3 separate regions of the Homo sapiens genome follow, and all the other regions are linked to region 2. The links are chromatin loops, found by intact Hi-C in ENCODE. Cell type or tissue: endothelial cell of umbilical vein. All regions are shown on one strand. Region 1 overlaps CALCRL-AS1 (CALCRL and TFPI antisense RNA 1). Region 2 has its middle 12 kb from the start of CALCRL-AS1. Region 3 has its middle 15 kb from the start of ZSWIM2.

Region 1 (8,000 bases), 270 kb after region 2:
TGATGGGATGATCTGTGCAGCAAACCACCATAGTTCATGTTTACCTATGTAACAAACCTGCACATCCTGCACCTGTGTCCCTTAATTTAAAATGAAAGTTGGAAAATAAAAAAATAGCTATCTTCTCTAACACAAGGAGCTATTCTCCAATATTATGCATCATTTATTCATTTACAACTTATTTGGCCACTCAATTCATTTTATATATATGTGTGTGTGTGTGTGTGTGTATAAATATTTGTGTGTGTATATATATATGTGTATATATGTGTGTGTATATATATATGTGTATATATATGTGTGTGTATATATATATATATATATATAAAAGGGGAGAATATATTGGATATTGGATTTTGTGTCTCTTCCTAGTTCAAGAATAAAGATACTTTATGTGATAGGGTTATTAAAGCAAACTGTCAGTCACATGACTGCTTATATGTTCCCTTGAGGCCAGGTCATTTGACTTTATATTCTTCATGTTTATAAAATGGTCCCCCTAGCCCGTCTATAACCCCAGGAGCCTTTCCTGCTGGTAGGGATGTATTTCTTACAGGATCACACTCCTTGGTACTTTGTAGGCTGGTATTTATTAGTAATACGCCCTGTAAGTGCCTCTGTCCAGTGGGCATTATGGTTCTTTCTGGTCAAGGTTCTTGGTATATTTGGAAGTGACATGCAGTTGATATATGTAGTCCCATATTCTCATCACAGTTTTCCCAGTTCAAGATGTCCTTGGTATTCAGTGCTGCACAGATATTCTTTGTAATGAATGGATGACAGTCCTTAACTGATCCTTACTTGTTTGTTTCCCACAAAGTGAAAATAAGTCCTGTATGCAATATGCAATATTTTAACTTTTTAATTTCAAAACATTAATATGATTATTAATCTTATGATCAAATAAAGTGGTTATTAACTAGCAATTATGTGCAACATTCTAATATTTGATTGTATGAATTAGATATGTCACACAACATGTGATCTTAATCTTTCAATCAATTATAAATGCTTACTCAGATATTTCTACAATGTTACCAAATTTCAATCTGAATTTATAATACGAATCAGTCTTTCCTAATTCTCACACCCCTAAAATGTCAGCTGAGTAAATTATTTACCAATAATACACTTACCAGTAAGATAGCATAGCCTTAAGTTAAAGCATTACTTTACCTAACTTCTTTTCAACTTTCAGGTTATCCTAGTCTAAGCTGTTTACTTGGATTTTCCTCTTTTAATTCTTGTATTCATCTCTGTTGATCCTAGTATTCTGATAACAGATTCTAATAATTCCCCAACCATTCCCCAAAGCTGCCCCATATACAAAAGCTGAAATAAAAGAAAAAGGAAAGTACTGTAACAAGGAAGGGGATAGAAAAGTCTTCATGTAGAAGAAGATGCCCAAGTGGAATTTTGAAAAATTAGTACTAATTTGACAAAAGTATGAGAGTAAAGGACATTTGTGGGTAACACATATTTAAAATACTCAGTGTGTAATTATTAATTCACTGATTCTATAAACATGCTTTGAAGTCCTGCTGTGTTTAGGTCTTATACAAGATGCTGGAGCTAAAGATTTAGAAAAGAGTGTCCTATAATTTATAGGGAGATTCATAATAAGTTCGGCACTTAATAAGATGAAAATAGAATAAGTGTTATGCGGAGATTGTATGCATGCACGCTGGACACTCACATATGATCACATATCTCAGCCTGGGAAGAAAGGAGTTACTGAAGACGTTCTGTATGAAATCATTTAGAAATCAATGTACTGAGGTATACTTTACATATAATAAAATGGACACATTTACTCTACAGATTGATGACTTTTGACATTCAGCTGTGAAACCTCCACCCCAATTAAGATATGTCTCAATATTCTGTAAAATTCTGTCTCTTTGCAATGTTTCCTTGTGCATCTTTTCTTGTTAGTCCTTCTGGAATAAGTAATTATTGAAATGGGTTTTTGACAGATTTCTCAGTAGTTATGTAAGAAGAACAAGAATTTGAGTAGTTATTTTAGAAAAGCAAGAAGAAAAAGCACCTCACTAAAAGCAGGGCTTCTGTCAAAGAGCATAAGAAAATGAGGCTAGAGAAGTTCGTAATTAGATGATAAAGAACACTGAAAGAAAATCTGTAGTACTTCCATGGGTTTAAACCAGGATAAGTCATAATAATAGCAGTAAAGTTAATGATGATGATAATAATAATATTGTTGAGTGTTTACCGAGAGGCAGGCACTTGTGTATGCATGATTTAATTTAACCTTGTAAAGAGGTTGCTTTTCTCATCCATTAAAGATTTGACAAGCTAGAAACTCAGTAGTATTAAATGAATTGAAGATTCACAAATAGTAAGAGCTCCTGGGAGGTATTTACACAAAAACCCTTTTCATTTTACTTTCAACATGATTTTTTTAAAACATTAACAATAAATTGATGATAGATTGAAAGCAGCAGGGCTGGGGTCCAATTTGAGAGATAATTAGGAGGTAGAATCTACAGGGCTTAATAACACATGGTTGAGGGAAGGATTTGGTAAAGAGAGTATTGAGGATCATTTTCAACTTAGATGAGTAGATGATGCAATTACCCAAGATGAAGACAATTGAAATAGAAACAGGATTGGAGATGACAAGTTCAGTGTTAGCCATGCTGAATTTAAGCATGAATGTTACTTCCAAGTGTTGAAGTATGGCAGGAATTTGGAAATACAGCTCTAAATTTTGGAAAAAAATTTCTATACTGTTAAAAAAGATGTGAAGTCATTAGTATACATATTTTAGTTAAAGCCAGAGAGAATGTAAATAATTAACAGAAAAAAAACTAAGGATAGAAGAGCAAAACATTTGTCTTTAAGGAATGTTGGGGAAAAACAAATCAAAGATAATATTAAGTAGAAAAACAACAAAAAACCCAAATAATAGAAAATAGTGTCTTGGAAATCAAGGGCTGGGTGTGTTCCAAGATGCTATTTTTTAATGACATCATGAGAAGTGAAAAGAGAAGTCGTAGAGAAGGAAAAGAAGAGTGATTAAATATGTACATTGCACTTTGAATCCAGGCAGTCACTGGAAATTTGCGTGAAAGTAGTTTCTTTGTAATGGGGAAGAAGGTGGACGGCAATGCATGGAGATTTGAATAAGAAAAAGGGACAATGCATGTAGAAAGCTCAAGATGCTCAACTTTGAGGAACGGAAACAGATGGGAATATGTTATAGGAAATCATAAAACTGAGGGAGTTGTTTTTTGCTTGATCCAGTTCCAAAAGAAATAGTCACACACACAAAAAAAAAAAAGAAGAAAAGAAAAACAAAGATAAGAAAGAGGAAAAGAGGAATTAATCATGAAGAAGAAGGATACTCATTGCAACAAAATCGTTGAGGATGTATGAGGGGTTAGTGTTTGAGCACAGGTAGAGGGATAATGTAACGAGGGTGCTGTAACATGGCCATTTGTTAGACTGACAGCGTAGGTTGGAGAGCAGGCACTTTTTGCTGAGGCAATTTCCCCAGCCTTGTGTTTATGGAACTTCAGAGTGTGACTATTCTGTTGTGGGGTGAGGTGGAGGGCTGCAAGGAAAACTACACTCTGAGGCTCACTTAAGGCATGTGCTGCCGGTAGCACTTCTGAATGAGGTGCAGAGTTAGAGGCAGTAATTACGGCATTAGCATCGCAGAGTGCCCAGTGAAAAGTTTTTGGAGGGAAGAAAATTGTTTATAATGATTGCTTTCTGTTTTAGATTTTACTCTATAAAACATTATTTCCAAAATCAGAAACCTAGATGGCCTCTAATTCTTATGATTCACTGCTCAAGAACTGTGCCTGTTTCCTCCTATTAAGTATGTTTTCTTGTGCTGTTCTGTTGCTTAGACAATTTTCTTTGGTTCTTCCTATTGCATTCTCATTGAGTTTTCTTATCTTTTCTCACATTTGTTTCCTTGTGATAGTGCAGGGCTGAGTCTTCCTGGTTCCTTCAATGGCTAGCTACATTACATTTCTTTCACTGAAAGCCTTCCCTTTTTTCTAGTGGGGACGGGCACATTGGTGTGGGAAATAGGAGAGCTGAAGAGAGAGAGAAGGGGTGTGAGTGGAAATAGTGAGTGGGGATTATATCAGTAGGCCTTTATCATCTGTCACTTTCTTTCCTGAAGTTTCAGTGATGACATTTCTGATAACATTCGTAAGAATGTAATAGAGCTGTTTTTCCTAATTTTTAATATATACTTCAGTAAATTAAGGTTCACATCATACTATAAGTTCAAGAAGTTAAATGGGAAGAAACAATTCCCTAGTCAAGCTTGAGAATATATGAGAACTTAATTTCAATGCCATACAAAAATATTCTTTGTGTGAAATAGGCAAGAGTTATTTTTTGACATGTAGATAAAATATGTTTTACAAGCGTTGACAATAGACACATTTTATAACAGCATAAACATTATAAATAAGAAAGTAGAGTATAAAAGTATTGTGTGAGAGAGGTCAATGTCAGTAAGAAATTATGAAGTTAACAAGAGGAAGAAAAAAACTGGTGTAAATAGATTGAATGAGTTGCTCTGTTAAAAAAAAAAAACAAAAAACAAAAAAACTTAGGATAGGTCATTAAATCTAGCTGTTTTAAATGTTTTAAAAATTGGAAAGTATAAGCAACATACTGGAGACTACAAATAATAATTTATCTTTAAGTATCATCAGTGATGATTGAAAGAAAATCATACAAAGCACCATGAAGTAAACATGACCTTTTTTTTTTAACTTGGTAAAGGACTTTTTATTTTATATCTCTCCAACGAATGAAAAATGCAGACAAAAAGATGTTCAACATCATGAATCATAAGGGAAATGCAAATCAAAACTACATTGAGACACCACCTCAAACCTGTTAGGATGGCTGCCATTGTAAAAACAAAACAAGTGATGGGGAGGATGTGGAGAAATTTTAACCCTTTTTCAGTATTAGTGGGAATGTAAAATGGTGCAGCCACTGTGGAAAACAGAATGGTGTGCCTCAAAAAATTAAAAATATAATTCCTACATGATTCAGCAATTCCATTTGTGGGTATATACTCAAAAGAATTGAAATCAGGGGCTCAAACAGGTATCTGTGCACCTATGTGCATAGCGGCATTATTCACAATAGTCAAAAGATGGAAGCAACCCAAGAGTGGGTTGCAATTGACATGAATGAACAAGCAAAATGAGATATACACACACAAGGAAGAATTATTCAGCCTTCAAAAGGAAGAAAGTTTTGACAACATGGTATTACACAGATGAACCTCAAGGGCATCAAGCTAAGTAAAATAAGTCAGACACCATGGGACAAATATGGTATGATTTCACTTACAGAAGCTACTTAGAATAGTCAGAATCATAGGGACAGAAAGTAGAATGCTGGGGGAGGAGGAAATAGGGAGTTATGTTTCATGGGTATGGAGATTTAGTTTTGAAAGATAAAAAAGTTCTGGAAATGGTTCATGATGATGTCATGCTATGTATATTTTTTACCACAATTAAAAAAGTAGTTTTATTTTAAAAGGCCGAAGGGTGATGAAAGTCCTCACTGCTTTATCCATCTTCGGGAGTTTTCTTCTCCATTTAATTCATTAAAAGAACTTTCAAATCTTACAATTTTCTAGGAAGCTGTTCCTGTGCAGTTTGCTCTCCTGGATTTCTCCCAAGGGACTACTGTCATGGAACAGAATTCCACTCAGGTAACATGGGGCCCAGCCAATCGCAAATGCCAACCAGGCATTTGTGTGCTGTCTTTAAGAAGAAAGGAGATGGATGGGTCTGAGGGTAAAGGAACAAGAAGGTGTGGGTAGGGGCTGAGACCAGCCTGAGTATTGGAATTTGTCCTTGACAGCTGCGGGAAAAGCCCTGTCGAGGCCTGCACAGAGGCTCCAAGTGCAGAAGTATATGTGCATGTGCCCATGTATGCTTTCACTTATGTATGTGTTCATCTATTCATGTATTCAATGAACACAATTAGCAGCTGCTGTATGCTGGGTACTGTTCTATCTAGTAGTAAACCAGCCTGGCTGGGCTTTGTCCTCATAGGAAAGATATAATGAAGGAGCTCACAGGCAAGCACACGCGTGTACAGTGAGCCCACAACTGCACTCTGATGGGGTACATTAGGCAAGTCTCATTTTTCTGGTAGCCAGTGGGAGATGCATACAGATAAATCCAACAGAGAATCAGGAGCAAGATGCAGGACAAGTCGGAGATACAATTTGTGCTCAGAATGCCGAGGCCCTTGCCAGCCATGCAAAGGTCTTAACCCTAGAGCAGCATGAAGCCATGAAGGATTCTAGGCAGTGACAGGCACGGTGAGATTCATGTTTTGGAAAGTTCCTGCAGGCTGCAGTATGAATACATAGTAGGAAGGCAGGAGGCCAGGTGAGAGAGGAGCTGGCCTGCTCCAGGAGGTAGAAGCCTCTGGAGGTGTTTAGACACCTCTAGATTGAGACATGAAGCTGGAACAAAATCATGAGATTTGGTATCCATCAGTCCACCTATTCCTACTTTTCCCTGTGTGATGCTGAGTCGATGTGCCCATAGTCTTAGTTGATGTGCTTTTAAAGTGAGAAAAGGAGCCACCTCGGCCCCTCTTTCTCTAGAGTTTCTGCTACAGTGATTGGGTGAGATCATGTGAATACAGAGCTTTGTCATCAGGGGCAAGGTGTTGCAGGCTTATTGATGAGAATGTGGATGGTGATGGTGATGGAGAACATAATTCTGGTATTTAAGGGGTTGAGGAGTGCTGCATGTACTCCACGCAGGGCAGCATACTCAGAGGTTTATGCATATCATCCAGTAGGATTTTGTACCACATTTGGAGATACATGTTACTATCCCCAAGATAATGAGAAAACAGCTCCAGAGACGCTTATGCAAGGTCACCCAGAGGAGGGGGGTCAGAAGGCAGATTCAAAACATGGTTTGTCTGGATTTAAAACTCTTATGAGCCCCACACCACCAGCCACTTAAGAAGGCAATTGTACTTTGAGATTTTATCAGTCTCAGTTGGCTTTGGGGCCAGGATGTGTGTTCATTCATTCATCAGTCCATTCAGAAAATATACATGGAGTACCTAACATTTGGCAGCCACAGCCCAAGCCCATGAAGGGAACAGTGGACAAAACACACATCTTCGCATGACTTCTTTATTGTGGTTAAAAAAAAAGACATATCATGAATTCTACTCTCTGAACAAAATTTTCAGTGTACGGTATGTACAGTATTGTTAATTGTATGCATATTGTTGCACAGCACATCTCTAGAGCTTTTTCATTCTGCCTGACTGAAACTCCACACACATTTTGCAACTCCCCATTTCTTTCTTCTCCTAGGCCGTGGCAACCACCATTCTACTTTGTTTCTGTGAGTTTGACCACTTTAAATATCCCATGTAAGTGTAATCATGCAACATTTCTCCTTACGTGACTGGCCTGTTTCACTTAGTATAATGTCCTAAAGTTTCATTCACATTGTAGCATATGACAGAATTTCCTTCCTTTATAAAACTGAATAATATTCCATTGTATATATTTACCATATTTTATTTATCCACTCATCTGTTGATGGACAATTAGGTTGAGTCCACATCTTGGCTATTATGACTAATGCTGCAATGAACATGGGAGCACAGCTAACTCTTTGAGACCCTGATCTCAATTCATTTAGATCAATACCTTGAAGTGAGATTGCTGAATCATATGGTAGTTCTATTTTTAAAATTTTGAGGAAACTTAGTACTGTTTTTCAAAGCAGCTGCACCATTTACTTTCCCACCAACAGTGCAGAAGGGTTCCAATTTCTCCACATCCTCAGCAACACTTGTTCTTTTCTTTTCTTTTTTTAAAATATTTTAATTTAGATAAAGAGATTACATGTGAGTGTTTGTTACACTGTTATGTTATGTGCTGGTGGAGATTGTGCTTCTAATTCACCCATTACCCAAATAGTGAATATTGTACCCAATAGGCATTT
Region 2 (8,000 bases):
TGGCTCTCTGTTTGTCTGTTATTGGTGTATAAGAATGCTCGTGATTTTTGCACATTGATTTTGTATCCTGAGACTTTGCTGAAGTTGCTTATCAGTTTAACGAGATTTTGGGCTGAGACAATGGGGTTTTCTAAATATACAATCATGTCATCTGCAGACAGAGACAATTTGACTTTCTAGTTTCCTAATCGAATACCATTTATTTCTTTCTCTTGCTAGATTGCCCTGGTTAGAACTTCCAATACTGTGTTGAATAGGAGTGGTGAGCGAGGGCTTCCTTGTCTTGTGCCAGTTTTCAAAGGGAATGCTTCCGGGTTTTGCCCATTCAGTATGATATTGGCTATGGGTTTGTCATAAATAGCTCTTATTATTTTGAGATACGTTCCATCAATATTTAGTTTATTGAGAGTTTTTAGCATGAAGGGCTGTTAAATTTTGTTAAATTCCTTTTCTGCATCTGTTCAGATAATCGTGGTTTTTGTCATTGGTTCTGCTTATGTGATGGGTTACATTTATTGATTTGTGTATGTTGAACCAGCCTTGCATCCCAGGGATGAAGCCTACTTGATCATGGTGGATAACCTTTTTGATGTGCTGCTAGATTCAGTTTGCTAGTATTTTACTGAGGATTTTTGCATCGATGTTTGTTAGGGATATTGGCCTGAAATTTCCTTTTTTTGTTGTTGTGTCTTTACCAGGTTTTGGTACCAGGATGATGTTGGCCTCATAGAATGTGTTAGGGAGGATTCCCTCTTTTTCTATTGTTTGGAATAGTTTTAGAAGGAATGGTACCAGCTCCTCTTTGTACCTCTGTTAGAATTTGGCTGTGAATCCACCCAGTTTTAAACTTATTTTGGTTGGTAGGCTATTAATTACCACCTCAATTTCAGAAGTTGTTATCGCTCTATTCAGGGATTCGACTTCGTGGTTTAGTCTGGGAGGGTGCATGTGTCTAGGAATTTATTCATCGCTTCTAGATTTTCTTTTTCTTTTTCTTTCTTTTTTTTTTTTTTGAGACGGAGTCTTACTCTGTCACCCAGGCTGGAGTGCAGTGGCGTGATCTTGGCTCACTGCAAGCTCTGCCTCCTGGTTTCACAGCATTATCCTGCCTCAGCCTCCTGAGTAGCTGGGACTACAGGCGCCCACCATCACAGCCGGCTAATTTTTTTTTGTATTTTTTTTTAGTAGAGATGGGGTTTCACCATGTTAGCCAGGATGGTCTCGATCTCCTGACCTCATGATCCACCCGCCTCGGCCTCCCAAAGTGCTGGAATTACAGGCATGAGCCACCGCTCCAGGCCTAGATTTTCTAGTTTATTTGCATAGAGGTGTTTATAGTATTCTCTGATGGTAGTTTGTATTTCTTTGGGGTCAGTGGTGATACCCCCCTTTATCATTTTTTATTGTGTCTATTTGATTCTTCTCTGTTTTCTTCTTTATTAGTGTGGCTAGTGGTCTATTTGTTGATCTTTTCAAAAACCCAGCTGCTGGATTCATTGATTTTTTTTTTTGAGGGTTTTTTCATGTCTCTATCTCCTTCAGTTCTCCTCTGATCTTAGTTATTTCTTGTCTTCTGCTAGCTTTTGAATTTGTTTGCTCTTGCTTCTCTAGTTCTTTTAATTGTGATGTTAGGGTGTCGATTTTAGATCTTTCCTGCTTTCTCTTGTGGGCATTTAGTGCCATAAATTTTTCTCTAGACATTGCTTTAAATGTGTCCCAGAGATTCTGGTACATTGTGTCTTTGTTCTCATTGGTTTCAAAGAACTTCATGAAGCATACACAAATATCAATAGCTGAATCAATCATGTGGAAAAGGATATCAGAGATTGAGGATCAACATAATGAAATAAAGCAAGAAGACAAGATTATAGAAAAAAGAGTGAAAAGAAATGGACAAAGCCTCCAAGAAACTATGAGACTATGTGGAAAGACCAAATCTACATTTGATTGGTATACCTGAAAGTGGCGGAGAGAATGGAAACAAGTTGGAAACATTCTTCAGGATATTACCCAGGAGAACTTCCCCAGCCTAGCAAGACAGGCCAACACTCAAATTCAGGAAATACAGAGAACACCACAAAGATACTCCTCAAGAAGGATAACCCCAAGACACATAATAGTCAGATTCACCAAGGTTGAAATAAAGGAAAAAATGTTAAGGGCAGCCAGAGAGAAAGGTCGGGTTACCCCCAAAGGGAATCCCGTCAGACTAAGAGCGGATCTCTTGGCAGAAACCCTACAATCCAGAAGAGAGTGGGGGCCAATATTCAACATTCTTAAAGAAAAGAATTTTCAACCCAGAATTTCATACCCAGCCAAACTAAGCTTAATAAGCAAAGGAGAAATAAAATCCTTTACAGACAAGCAAACATTGAGAGATTTTGTCACCACCAGGTCTGCCTTACAGGAGCTCCTGAAGGAAGCACTAAACATGGAAAGGTATGACTGGGACCAGCCACTGCAAAAACATACCAAATTGTAAAGACCATCGATGCTCTGAAGAAACTGCATCAACTAACAGGCAAAATAACCAGCTAGCGTCATAGTGACAGGATCAAATTCACACATAACAATATTAACCTTGAATGTAAACGGACTAAATGCCCCAATTAAAAGACACAGACTGGCAAATTGGATAAAGGGTCAAGACCTTTTGGTCTTTGTTCTGTTATATTCAAGAGACCCATCTCATGTGCGAAGACACATAGGCTCAAAATAAAGGGATGGAGGGATATTTACCAAGCAAATGGAAAGAAAATGAAAAGGGAGTTGCAATCCTAGTCTCTGATAAAACAGACTTTAAGCCAACAAAGATCAGAAGAGACAAAGAACGCCATTACATGATGGTAAAAGGATCAATGCAACAAGAAGAGCTAACTATCCTAAATATATATGCACCCAATACAGGAGCACCCAGATTCATAAAGCAAGTTCTTAGAGACATACAAAGAGTTTTAGACTCTCACACAATAATAGTGGGAGACTTTAACACCTCACTGTCAATATTAGATTAACGAGACAGAAAATTAACGAGGATATCCAGGACTTGAACTCAGCTCTGGACCAAGAAGACCTAATAGACATCTACAGAAATCTCCACCCTAGATCAACAGAATATACATTTTTCTCAGCACCACATCACACTTATTCTCACATTGACCACATAATTGGAAGTAAAACACTCCTGAGCAAATGCAAAAGAACGGAAATCATAACAAACCATCTCTCAGATCACAGTGCAATCAAATTAGAACTCAGGATTAAGAAGTCACTCAAAACTGCACAACTACATGGAATGGAAACTGAACAACCTGCTCCTGAATGACTACTGGGTAAATAACGAAGTGAAGGCAGAAATAACGAGGCTCTTTGAAACCAATGAGAACAAAAACACAACATAACAGAATCTCTGGGACACATTTAAAGCAGTGTGTAGAGGGAAATTATAGCACTATGTGCCCACAAGCAAAAGTAGGAAAGATCTAAAATTGACACCCTAACATCACAATTAAAAGAACTGGAGAAGCAAGAGCAAACACATTCAAAAGGTAACTAGCTTTCTTCACTGATTTCCACCTAACAAAATCTCTGTCCTGTGTACTTCTTATCTCTCCAGACCTCTTTGATCTTGCCTTTGCTCTAAACTCTATCCTGTTAAGTGATAAATGTCTTAAACAGTAAGTTTGTGGAGTTCCCTTCCTTGACTTCTGGCTCTTCTTAAAGATGTCTGTTTATGATTTGAAAATTCAGATAACACATTTTTAATTTCTGGAGGATTAAAAATGGCATCGAGAGGCCAGGCACAGTGGCTTACACCTGTAATTTCAGCACTTTGGGGGGCCGAGGCAGGAAGATCACCTGATGTTGGTAGTTTGGGACCAGCCTGACCAACTTGGAGAAACCCCGTCTCTACTAAAAATACAAAATTAGCTGGACATGGTGGCACGTGCTTGTAATCCCAGCTACTCTGGAGGCTGAGGAAGGAGAATAGCTTGAACCTGGGAGGCGAAGGCTGCAGTGAGCTGAAATCGCACCATTGCACTCCAGCCTGAGCAAGAGCGAAACTATCTCAAAAAAATAAAAAAATGGCATAGAGACATTGTTGTAATGGTGATTTAATATTTGAATGGCTTTCTTTGAACATGGAATGTTTCATTCTTGAAAAATTTTATTTTAACCATCACATCACTCTTCTGTTATTTCAAACACTAGATGTCTCTATAGTGCCAGTCTCATTCTGCTTACTACTTGGGAAGGCTAGTTCAGCCTAGAATTGTACTGGATTTAGAGTAAGGAGATGTCAGTTTGACAGTGTTAGCTCTGAGAAGACCCCAGCATTTTCAATAATGTGTACCCTCTTAGATTCTATGTGGCTAAATTTCAGCGATGATCTTTCCTGCTTACAGAAACAATGATAACACTACTTTATCTTTGTATAGTAGTAGAATGTTTTTAGAGCCATCTACATGTGTTCATGTGTTCTGTCCTCACGGCAATCTTGCAAGCCAGGTACTATTATTTCAGTTTTTATAGTTGAAGAAACTGAGGCCTAGATATGTTACAGAACATTAATAAGTTGACATAGCAACTAGTTACTGAACCCACATTCACTCACAGATTCTCTGATTTTAAATCCATCACTCTTTCCTCTACATAAAACCACTTCTGTCTATATAAGCACTGTTAGTAGCTTCCTGATTTACATATGTTTTGATGAACAAAAATATATCTCTTCATATTACACATTACAACTTTAAACACACAAAATATAACCTGAGCCATCTTTAGGACAGATGTTAGTTCTTTCTTCTCCTTCAGTAATATAAAGGTGTTATAGTTCTACTTTACTGTGATTGTTTGTAAAACCCTAATGAACACTTGTCTTCTAGCTGATGCTTATAGATTGGTTTACATGCTCTAATAATATGTATGGGTTAGACTGCTCCTGTCTTTAGTCTGAACCTTGGGTAACCCCAGTTTGTGATTAGCTTTGAAGAGGTATACGTGTGAGCCGACATTCCTCTGTGTACTTTACTGGCTGCCAGGAGAAACATTTAATTTCCTGGTGGGAGAAAATTATCTCTAAAGGAAGAGTCCCATTCTTTCTATTGTTACTCTAAGGTTCCCTGGATGGTTTCAATCTCAATAATGCACAAATAAGAACTCCCTTAGGTTATGGTTAAGTAAATATATATAGGAAGTGTTCTTCCTTGCTAGTTTGTGTATTTTACATGATAATAAATCAGTCCTTTCTTGATAGGTAACACCCATGGACATTTTTGAAATTATGTCCTAGTAAAGTTGTTGGTATCTTACTTTTCTTAAAAAAGCATATCAAAATATAACAATATGTAAAATGAACTGTAACATTTGATCAGCAGTTCTATATACTTTACAATTATATATAAAACTCATAACTAATTTTGAAATTATGTTCAAGAAATGAAGAGGATCCTGTTATTTATTGGAGTTGAAAGTCCTGAACATTTAGTAAACCCTCCAATTTTTCTGGTTTAATGTAAGAGTAAATGTTGCTTTTGAGTTATAAAAGGGTAAATGTGATCATTTTATTATATAGGAAAGACATTTAAAGTAAAAGGTTTACATTTTCATGAAGAATTCCAATTGTTATTCAAGTTTTAGTCTCATGTACAATTTATGTGTGTCATTGGCCAAAAATTTAATGATGCATAATATCTGTAACATTCCTGGGGATTTTTGTTTATATTTTAGTTTTTTTCTTTTTCAAGGTGATGTAGATTCATATAATTTCTGTTTCTTTTTCATTTTATGTAAAAAATGTAGTACTCTATTTTCTAGCTGATAGGTGGCTTCCCTGGCAGTCAAGAAATAACATTGTCTTTGATGATAGACTAATGTTTCAATTTCCATTTCTTGCTATGTGATAATGGAGAAATTTCCTATCTATGGTTCTATTTCGTCATATAATGGAATGGCGAGATGCAAAATGCAATAACCTGTGTAATGTGTTCAGCTAAAGGCTTGGAATATGATGAGTTGTCAGTAAAGGTCTCCATTGTTATCAAAGGCACTTCTCTAGAAAAACGTGACTATTCCCATCGTTGGTTGTTTTCTTTTTTCCACATTACAGGGTTGTTGCTTATTCATTCGTTAATAAAGAACATTCAAAATATCTCTTCAGAGAGTATAATAAATAAGCTCGCATTAATGTATTATTAATATGTACCTGTAATCTTTTAGGGGAATACATAATGACTTTTAATAAAAAATGATGTAATCATTCTTGGGAAACTTCAGTTTAGAAACCTATAAAACGTAATTTTTATTTTTTCAGAAAAAAATATATATGTGTGTAATGAAAGGAAGAAGAATAAATCAGCTTTACAGCTAAATTGGCACTTTCAGTCTGTGATCAGACATTCAGTTGAAGTGATATTCTTTAAAAGAAGAGGAAGAATCAGTTGGAAAAGTGATCGTTAGTACAACACTACAATGTGTTGGTCATTAAACTAGCCTTCAAAATAAGAATTGAATAGGAAAAGATATAGAGGGCAGATATAAATATATATAAATGTAAATATAAATATATAATATATGTAAATATAAAGATATAAATAAGAAAAGGAAATACTCATCAAAGAAACCAGGGGACCACAAGGTTAAAGAGGGGAAAAAGAAACATGAGGAAGAGTTTAAAGACTAGAATGAACAAATAGGATTGATTGTTCTACTAATGTTTTTAGTGGCAGCAAATTCAATAACGAAACTCATCTCTCCTGCTTAAAACAAGTGGCTGTGTAGAGCAGCAAACATAGGGAGGAACATTCTCTGTTCCTCTCTGGATTGTCTTTTATGTCCCAAAATAACCCAGATGAAGTAATGAGCTGATATTCAACAATATCTTGAGTGTGAGATAGAAACGTTTAATAGTACCTATTAAACACATTTTTGGAAATACATGATGTTAATAGGTACATTATATCAATGATTAATTGAATATTTCACTATAATTTTTTTAATAATATAGTTATAATTAGAACAATAATTTTAAAATAACATAATTTTCTAAAAATAAAATTAAAAAAATAAAGTTTTACCCAAAGAAAGAAGGATAAATCAGTTTGAATGTTTAACACTTTAGTTTTAGACTTTTGGGGGTATGTAATATTTCACATTCAGAAATGGAATACCTAAAAAGGAATCTTAATAAATAAAAATGTTACTTTTTATTTTAGAAATAGGATTTTAATGTTTGATTTAACAGTAAAGCTTATATGGATTATATGATCATTTCTTTTGAATTTATTTCCAATTTGTCATATAAAGGTAATTATTTTCAGCAATTTGAAAGTTTTCTATTTAAAAATAAACTTTTTTCTTTTCTTTCTCTTGCTTCTCTCCAACTCAAAGTTTTTAAAAAATTGAAAAAAGTAACAGTTGATTTGCAATACTTTATAACTTTCTCCCCTGAAAATACGGGTTTAAATGCTCTTTAAGTTACAAATGGAATGAGTCAGATGACCTGAATTTGCTCTTCTGTGACTTTCTGTGTTGATTTCAGAATTACTCTTGCCAACTCTATTTGAGAAGAGTCCAGTGATGAAATAACCAGAGTTGAAACCTGCTTGTTCAGAACATGACTTTAGCTACTATTGACATTTTCCTATTTTCTTTAGTTAAGAAATTCAACGAATGTTAGCAAGGAGAGGAGGGACCCAATCTTCAAGACTAGTAGGGTGTTCTTGAAGCCAGCTCTAATTTAGTGTGTGTGTGTGTGTGTGTGTGTGTGTGTGTGGTGTGCATGTGTATGTTTATATGTTTTCAAGTGATATTTAAATTTTTTTAACCAACATATTTTATTAAACACCAAGATTTCATTATCCATTCTAGATATTTGGTTTAAAAAATTTTTACAGAGTCTAAAATTTGAAAACATTTCGACAATGCCATTATTTCAGATCATTAATAAAATATTAAATATGGATATACAAATTTATTTAAATATACTGGTTTTGCCC
Region 3 (8,000 bases), 130 kb before region 2:
GCAGTGGCATGATCTCGGCTCACTGCAACCTCCATCTCCCAGGTTCAAGTGATTCACCTGCCTCAGCTTCCCGCATAGCTGGGACTACAGGCGCACACCACCACGATCAGCTAATATTTTTTGTATTTTAGTAGAGACAGGGCTTCACCATGTTGGCCAGGATGGTCTCAATCTCCTGACCTCGTGATCAGTCCTCCTTGGCCTCCCAAAGTGCTGGGATTACAGGCATGAGCTACTGTGCTAGGCCAACTGTGAGATTTTTAATGGAGATGCATATTAAAAAGTTGGATATGTAAGTGTGGACTCACTTTCATGTGCTACTCTTTTTTTTTTTTTTCCAGGAAAGAAGGCTTAGTTGATATAAAAATCTTACATTCAATTATTTATGATTAAGGATTTTGACAATTGAAGGTTTAACTGGTAAATTGACATAGACTGCATCAAACTAATATAACATCATGCTATTAATGAGGTTTCATTCCTTTAAAATAACCTCGTTTTGGAGGCACAAATTTTGAAGAATTAGTCATGAATTTATGATGTCTCCAAGGTAATTTAGGTGTGGAAGTGCACAGCTAGACTCTCTAAATATCATCTTTGGTTCTATTGCATTGGAACACTTATAAACCAATATCTTTAGTGTATTTTGGCTTTCCTCTCAGTGACCCAAGTGGCAAAAAGATCTATTAGCTAAATAAGCACACAAGGTTGCTTCTTGGTAAATTAAACATATGAATCTAAATAATGTATTTTCCAAAACCCCACTGAAGCTATAGTAAAGGAATATTATGAAAGACATGAACCCACAAGTCAAAAGGAATCAGAGTGGAGACAACAGCAACATAATTTTGGAAAATGAAATGATGGATAAGTGGTAGGCATTATAGCAAACTTATGAAAACTCTATACTAAACTTGTGTTGCAAAAGGTAAGAACCAGTTCAATTTACTTTGAAGAATTTTAAAAGAGCCAAGGATTTATGTGATTAGCTACCTTTGGCAGTTGGAGGGTCCAGTGGGATGTATTTTATAAAAAGGAAAACTAATTGAAAGCTGCTTAGGAAGGAGTTACATTCCTGGTTCTCCTTTCTCAGTCTGAAAATTTAGGTAATTGCCTCCATCCAAGTAAATCAGCAGAGATTTGTTCTCTGGAGGAGGTCAAACAAAAGGGCATTGAGGGATACCAAGCATAATTAGTGATATCTTACCAAAAAAGTGGTATTAAGTTAACATGCATACTGGAGGCTGAATCCCACCCCCTCCTTACTCTACCCTATAACTAGATTACTGGTTATCAGAAATTTGCCTTCCAAGAAGAAAATAGTAAGAGTCTTCTCTAGAGAATCTGATGAAAATGTAAATATTAATTAGAGGGGCTCCCTGATGGCATGGTCCAGCCAGATTACCTGCAGTGATGTTTACAGTCAGAAAGCCCCTCCTGCCCACTCAGTGTTTCAAACTGGGGTTTTTCATCACCGACTCTAAAATATGAGCTGACAATCAAGGCTTATAAATCTAAGGGTGACCTTTAACATAAAAGATGCAGATCAAATAGCTAAAAGTAAAAAACTATGAGGTCGAAACGGAGATTCTGCAGAGAGAAAATCATAAAAATTTGCATAATATTTTTAGAGAGATGTCTATAGAAACAAAGGAACAGAATGCTATAATAAAGACATATTAAGATAATAAAAATGAGATTTTAGTAATTTAAATTATTACAAAGAAAAGATAATTGTAAGAGCTGAGAAAGTTCCCTCCCAAATAATCAAACAATAACAAAAAAAGACAACAAAAACTAATTCACCATCACCATCACCGTCAACAACAAAAAACAGAATAAGAATTCAAGTGAGGAAATATTGGAAGAGAGCACAACAGTTTCACTACCCAATTAACAGAAATTCCGGAAAGAGACCAGATAAAAGAAATGGGAAGAAAATTTCAAAAATAATTTTACAACATTTCCTGGAACTGATTCGAGGGCTCCTCAAGTATAACACATTTGCTGAGTACGGATGTATAGGTTGGGCATGGAACCACTCCAAGGAAGCACTGTGTATGCATAAGCGAAGTCATGCAGTTCACACCTACAGGTGGTGGCTCTGCGTCCTACCAAGACCGATGGACATGAAATTTCATAATTCTGGGGAATGACAGAAGATCCTACACTCTGTGGGGGGTGTGTGTGTGTGTGTGTGTGTGTGTGTGTGTGTGTGTATGAGAGAGAGAGAGAGAAAGGAAGATAGGGAGAGAGGGAGAGAATGAGAGAGATGAAAGAAGTGGGAGGGAGAGAGAGAGGAGGGAAGGAGAGGGAGGGAGAGAGGAAGGAAAGGGGAGAAAGAGAGAGAAACTAAAGGATCTAGAATCAGAATTGATTTTTACTTCTCATCAACAGCAGTGAAACCATGAGACAAAGAGTAATGCCTTCAAAATTCTAAGGAAAAGTAATTTCTAACTTAGAGTTCTATACCTAGCCAAGTACTATACTTACAACCTAGGTGACAAAATTATCTGTATACCAAACCCTTATGACATGCAGTTTACCTATATAACAAACATGTATATGTACCCTTGAAACTGAAAAAAAGCAAAAGCATAATAAAACAAATCTTACATGTTTGAAAATGTTTCTTATCTGCATAATGGTAAGTTTGGGGAAGGGGAAATGGGATGTAGAGAAGAGAGGACCATTTTTGTCTCAACAAACACTGATTATTTTAGCTACATTTAAAAAACCAAATTTGATTAAAACAAAAATGAAGAAAAAGCTACTGATTACTTTTAAAAACCAAATTTTTATGGAATTTGGTGAGGTATTATTTGAAAACCAACAGCATCTGCTTTCAATCATTTCAAGCAATTTTTCACTAAATTGGCACCAAGGCCATCTTGCCTTTTGGCATGTTTATGATATGTATATCATGTGAGTCTGTGTGTATGTGTGTATTATTTATTCTACAGCTTAAGGGTGAAAAGCTTAAAAATGGATTTCTTGGAAGCATTGGGATCCTATTTTTATTCCACTAGGTGTCAGCATAGTACCGTGAACCTGAATGCTATTGGGTTAGCAATCATTAAATCATTGCTTGTTCATAAACATGTTTTTATTTATCTTTCCAAAAATGATGATGTGAAATTTAGATTTAATAATGTAATCATCTTCTGCATTGTAATCATTATTCTCTACTCAAATGTTCCTTTTCCCCCTACCTATTCAGATTAGTATGAGCTGCTTAAATTAGTTAACCTTTGGTGCTAATATACATCAGGGAATAGAAAAAGAAAACAACTACTGACAGAAATGACAGCAATGAATGTGTTTCCTGCATCTGAACTTTGGATTTTCAGTCAGTGTTTTTTTTTTTTTTTAGTAGGTTAAGAGAGACATTTGGCTGACTGGGAAGATCAAAAGTATAACATTTCCACCATCTGTTATCTAGTTTATAAATATGCTTTAAAGGATATGAGCAATAATTGACTAGTTTAGTGCCATGGCAACTGATAAGTGTTCTTGTTAAGAGGACGTGTTGGGTAATTATTGTTAGATATTTTTAACTTATTTATTCCCCCTCTGACTAATCACTGTAGCATCATTGGCTTTGGCTTTGTATTGACTTGACCTTGACTCATCTCAACATCAGCCATACATATACCTATATGTGTATATGTGGATGTATATATATACACACACATATATAAACTCACATAGACACACATATAAATGTCAACAAATACAAGGAGCATGTCTATCTTTATTTTCTGTTTATTATAATTAGAAAAGTGGCTGAAACGTAATAGGTATGCGATAAATATTTGTTAGACGAATTATTTAAAGACAATTTGATAATATATATGTGTAAGAGATTTAATTATTAAGACTTGGTCACTTATGGATGCAGATAATTAGGAAATGAGAAAGTCCCTTGGGGTTTCTAATTTAGAAGTCTTGGTGGTGGCATTCATAACTACGTGGGACTCCAGGAAGAGTTGTAAGTTCAGCAGGATAGATAATGAGTTCAGATTCTGCCATTTTGAGGCAGTGGAGTGGACAGCAAACTGAAGCTGTCTGATAGGCATTGGCTATAAAGCTCATACATTTTGTAAAAATATTTGAGCGGGAGATACAGTAATTATCATGATGTAGAATGGGTCAGAGAGTAGATAAGTTTACCCAGGCAGGGTTTGTTCAATGAGGAGAGAAAAAGGCCAAGGGCAGAAACCTTGCAGAATAACATTTTAGGAATAGTGTACAATGAAAGGGAATCCTGAAAAAGAAGCTGGAAAGGAAAGAATAAAGTGTTAAGCATAAAAAGTAGTGAATTTTGGACGGGCGCAGTGACTCATACCTGTAATCCCAGCACTTTGGGAGGCTGAGGCAGGCAGATCATGAGGTCAAGAGATGGAGACCATCCTGGCCAACATGGTGAAACCCCGTCTCTACTAAAAATACAAAAATTAGCTGAGTGTGGTGGCACGTCCTGTAGTTCCAGCTACTTGGGAGGCTGAGGCAGGAGAATCACTGGAACCCAGGATGCGGAGGTTACAGTGAGCCGAGCCGAGATCACACCACTGCACTCCAGCCTGGTGACACAGCGAGACTCCGTCTCAAAAACAAAAAACAAAAAACAAGAAACAAAACCCAAACAACAACAACAAAGTAGTGAATTTCAAGAGAAATAGAATGGTCACCAGGGTCAAATGCTGCAAAGTAGTCCAGCCATATAAGCAATAAAAGGCACATATTTATGAATTAGGAAATTGTTGGTGACTCTGCTATGGAGTTATGAGAAGAGATTACCATTTACAGTATGACTGAGGATGACATAGGACATGAAAGAGTAATATAGTGAATACGGACTGTAGACTCTACTTCGATGGAATATGACTATTCAAAGAAAGGGAATAAAGAACTTGGCAGCTCAAGGTTTGCTAACGCCAGCTGCCCCAAGGTTGAGATTTTATGGAATAGTTAATCAGCAGTCTTCAAACTGAGATATGTACAGTTCTTGAGGTCCATGAAGACTTTACCAAGTACATAGGGTTGAAATAATTTAGAGATTAATGTCTATATCCTCCATTCCACATACACTCTTTGCTAATATTAATTGGCCTTAGAGCTTTAGTTAAAATATCATACTTGTTTTCTTTTCCTACTTTCCTTTTGCAACTACACTTCTCTTGCTTTATCAAACAAAATCACATATTATCTAATCTGATGTTGATCATCCCAGGGTATAAAATCATGGAGACATCAAACAAAAGAAAAATTTGTATTGATGATGAGAAAGTGAATTTCCTCAATGATTCAGAAACAAAATTTTTTGAACGTCAGGGAGTTTCTAATTTTTTGCTTTCAAAACAATTGAAGGAACTGATAAATCATTAAAATATAATTTTTGATAATACATCCCTATGTGACTTTTGGCATATAACATGAAAGGATTTCAATAGTGGATTTATGTTGCTAATACCAAAACATCCATTTCCACCTGTCCTATCCCACATTATTACAAAAAATTTTTCTCATATTTATAAAAACAACCAAATTAGGAATTAAATGTATGCTGAACACTGTCCTTCATCATAAGTAATATTTAGTCATTGCACATAAACTAATTAGAAATGAAACAAAAAAAGAAAAATAATCTCACAGGGTACAAAGAAAAGTGGGAAAGAGAAGAGCATTGGTACTCACAACTGAAGGAGGATTGAGTAGAATGGGAATGAGAACATATGAGAGGTAAGGTCAGTAAGGGGCTTGAATTCTGTGCTGGGCTGGGTAGACAGGGACATAATGGAGTCAATGATTCTAGATTTGAGAGTTCTCAGTAGAGGTGGACTGAAGTGTCAGGTGATGTCCAACGAGGCCAACTATCTGTGACTCCAGTTTTCCCTCAGGATTCATGATTTTAGAAAGGCACTTAGGACAATGACTGTGATGGGATGAATCCTGAAGAGAACACTCTCATCAGATGGTGGGAGGAGATTCAATGTATCTGAGAACACTCATCTCTTGAGGAGTAAGAGCTTGACTGCTTTCTTCACTACAGTATTTTTAAAGCTTAGAACTCTGCCTGGCAGAGGGTGCTCAGATATTTTCTGTTAAATGAATTAGCAATGACTGGCAATAGCCAAGACTCCTGAGTCTTCACTTAGTGGAACTAGAGTGGCCTTTTAACAGAACCTATTTGCATTTACACATTATGTGTTCACGCTATATAGAGAAGGAAAAAAAACGCCAAAATACGTATTTATGTTCATATAATTCAGTTTGAAAGTTCTCTTTCAAATAAATCTCACATGTCTTTCATTAGCTAAAATAAGAGATAAAGTGTTACACATAATCCCCCAAAAGAACATAAGTCATAACTCAAGTTATAATATTAATTAAAATAAATTATATAAACTAGCATTAAATTATTTGCTATGACAATATACATAAAGAAAAAAAGTGGGTGACAGCAGACAAAAAAAGGCTAAAAGCATTACTTAAACTTGGCGTCATGAGGTGATGTTGTCAGAGACTTAGCTTTTAATAGGCCAGAATGATCATGTAAAATAAAACAAGCAACAATCTTAAACTGACATTCCGGGAACATGGGAATGATTTTGAAGTTAAAAACTGTTTTTAGAATAACAGTCCTAATGATATTTTCTGCCAATTAAAAAGGCTATAATTGACAGCTGTTTTAGTCAAGAATTGTTTAGTTGTAATGTATAGAAATCCTATTTTAATTAGTTTTAACCAAAAATGGGGATTTATTGGCCCCCAAAAACTGCACCCTGGAAGCCCAGGGTACACCTAGCTTTAGCATAGCTGGATGCAGGGGGTTAAATGATATCATTAAGACAATCCTCTTTCTTATTTTCTTGGTCTTGTTTTCTTTTGTGTTGCATTTATTTCTAGGTAGACTTTCCCTACTAAAAGAGCCTCAAGAGTCCAAGCTTGTATGGTACCTGAAGCTCTGCGGGAGAATATACATTTTCCTGATAGCTTTAACCAAAACAGCTGGAGGGCTTCTGTGGGCTTGGTGTGGGCCATATACCTAGCATGAAACATTTATGATGGTCGGTACAATGTAGTCCTCTGAGTGACCAGAGCTGGGCTCTTTGTGTCCCTGGGGAAAAGGTTGGTGTCTTCACCTGTTTGTGCTGCTAAAACAAAATACCACAGACTGGGTAACTGATAAACAATAGAAATTTGTTTCTCTTGTTTCTGGAAACCAGGAAGTCCAAGATCAAGGTTCCAGCAGGTTTGGTGTATGGTGAGGGCTGCCCTCTTGGCTTCCAAGGTGGTAGCTTGTTGCTCCATCCTTTAGAGTTGAGGAATGCTGTCCTCACATGGCAGAAGGGAGGGAAAGGCAAGAAAGTGATCCCTTTAACCTTAAACCTTAAACCTTTTTATATGGGTGCTAAGCTCATTCTTGAAGCCAGAGCCTTCATGACTTAATCACCTCCTAGAGGACACACCTCTTGATTCTGTTGCATTGGGGATTAAGTTTCAACATGAATTTTGGAGGGGACACCATCATTCAAACCATAGGAGCTGGTGATAGAGGCATCCCTATCTGAACCCTTGGATTAAAAATCCCACCCCCGCCCACCTCCCCCCAGATAGATTGTCTCTGTAGAAGAATTCCAAAGGAAGGTAAGCAGTTCAGGGAATGTAGGTGGCTCTTCTTCTTAAGGTCAATCGGGATTTGAAGTTCCTTCCATTTTGTTGTTTCTCTGTTCCTTAATGCTGAAGCTATCTCATTGGCACCAGCCCATAAGAAAGGGGAAGGAGGAAGTAGAGGAAAGATAAAGAGGAAGGTAACTTCCATTTAAGGAAACGATCTGGAAGTTGTTCACATTAGTTCTTTTTCATATCATATGACCATTCCTGATGGCAGAAGAGTCCAGGAAAAATAGAGTTCTGTTACTAAAAGAAGGAAGGTCAGGATGTATAATAGGACAAGTAGTTGTCTCTGTACCATTTACTTCTTTTTACTTTCAGAT

Evidence for each region. A loop is a pair of places that touch in the nucleus more often than their neighbours do. Peaks named below come from ENCODE experiments on the same cell type or tissue, not always from the same donor. Only the 100,000 strongest peaks of a DNase experiment are listed, where the experiment ranks them.
Region 1: a loop joins it to region 2, with 5 times the contacts of the local background. A loop is called at or near these places in 2 of 110 quality-filtered maps.
Region 3: it touches region 2 in a loop (5-fold over the local background); 2 of 110 quality-filtered maps call a loop at or near these places.

The regions. Positions count from the first base shown.
Region 1 is chr2:187,260,885-187,268,884 of GRCh38, forward strand. The region is part of intron 2 of CALCRL-AS1 (CALCRL and TFPI antisense RNA 1); the gene reads left to right. Among named protein-coding and RNA genes, the nearest start is that of CALCRL, 180 kb to the right of the region's middle. RefSeq lists an enhancer at 2,815-3,498. In endothelial cell of umbilical vein, no CTCF peak of the experiment used is centred here; DNase peaks (open chromatin) are centred at 3,387, 3,577 and 4,017; H3K4me3 peaks cover 334 bases; H3K27ac peaks cover 2,938 bases.
Region 2 is chr2:186,987,750-186,995,749 of GRCh38, forward strand. No RefSeq gene overlaps it. Among named protein-coding and RNA genes, the nearest start is that of CALCRL-AS1, 12 kb to the right of the region's middle. In endothelial cell of umbilical vein, a CTCF peak has its summit at 4,247; DNase peaks (open chromatin) are centred at 4,472, 5,042 and 7,552.
Region 3 is chr2:186,860,004-186,868,003 of GRCh38, forward strand. No RefSeq gene overlaps it. Among named protein-coding and RNA genes, the nearest start is that of ZSWIM2, 15 kb to the left of the region's middle. In endothelial cell of umbilical vein, a CTCF peak has its summit at 3,044 (motif pointing right); DNase peaks (open chromatin) are centred at 3,148 and 3,398; H3K27ac peaks cover 801 bases.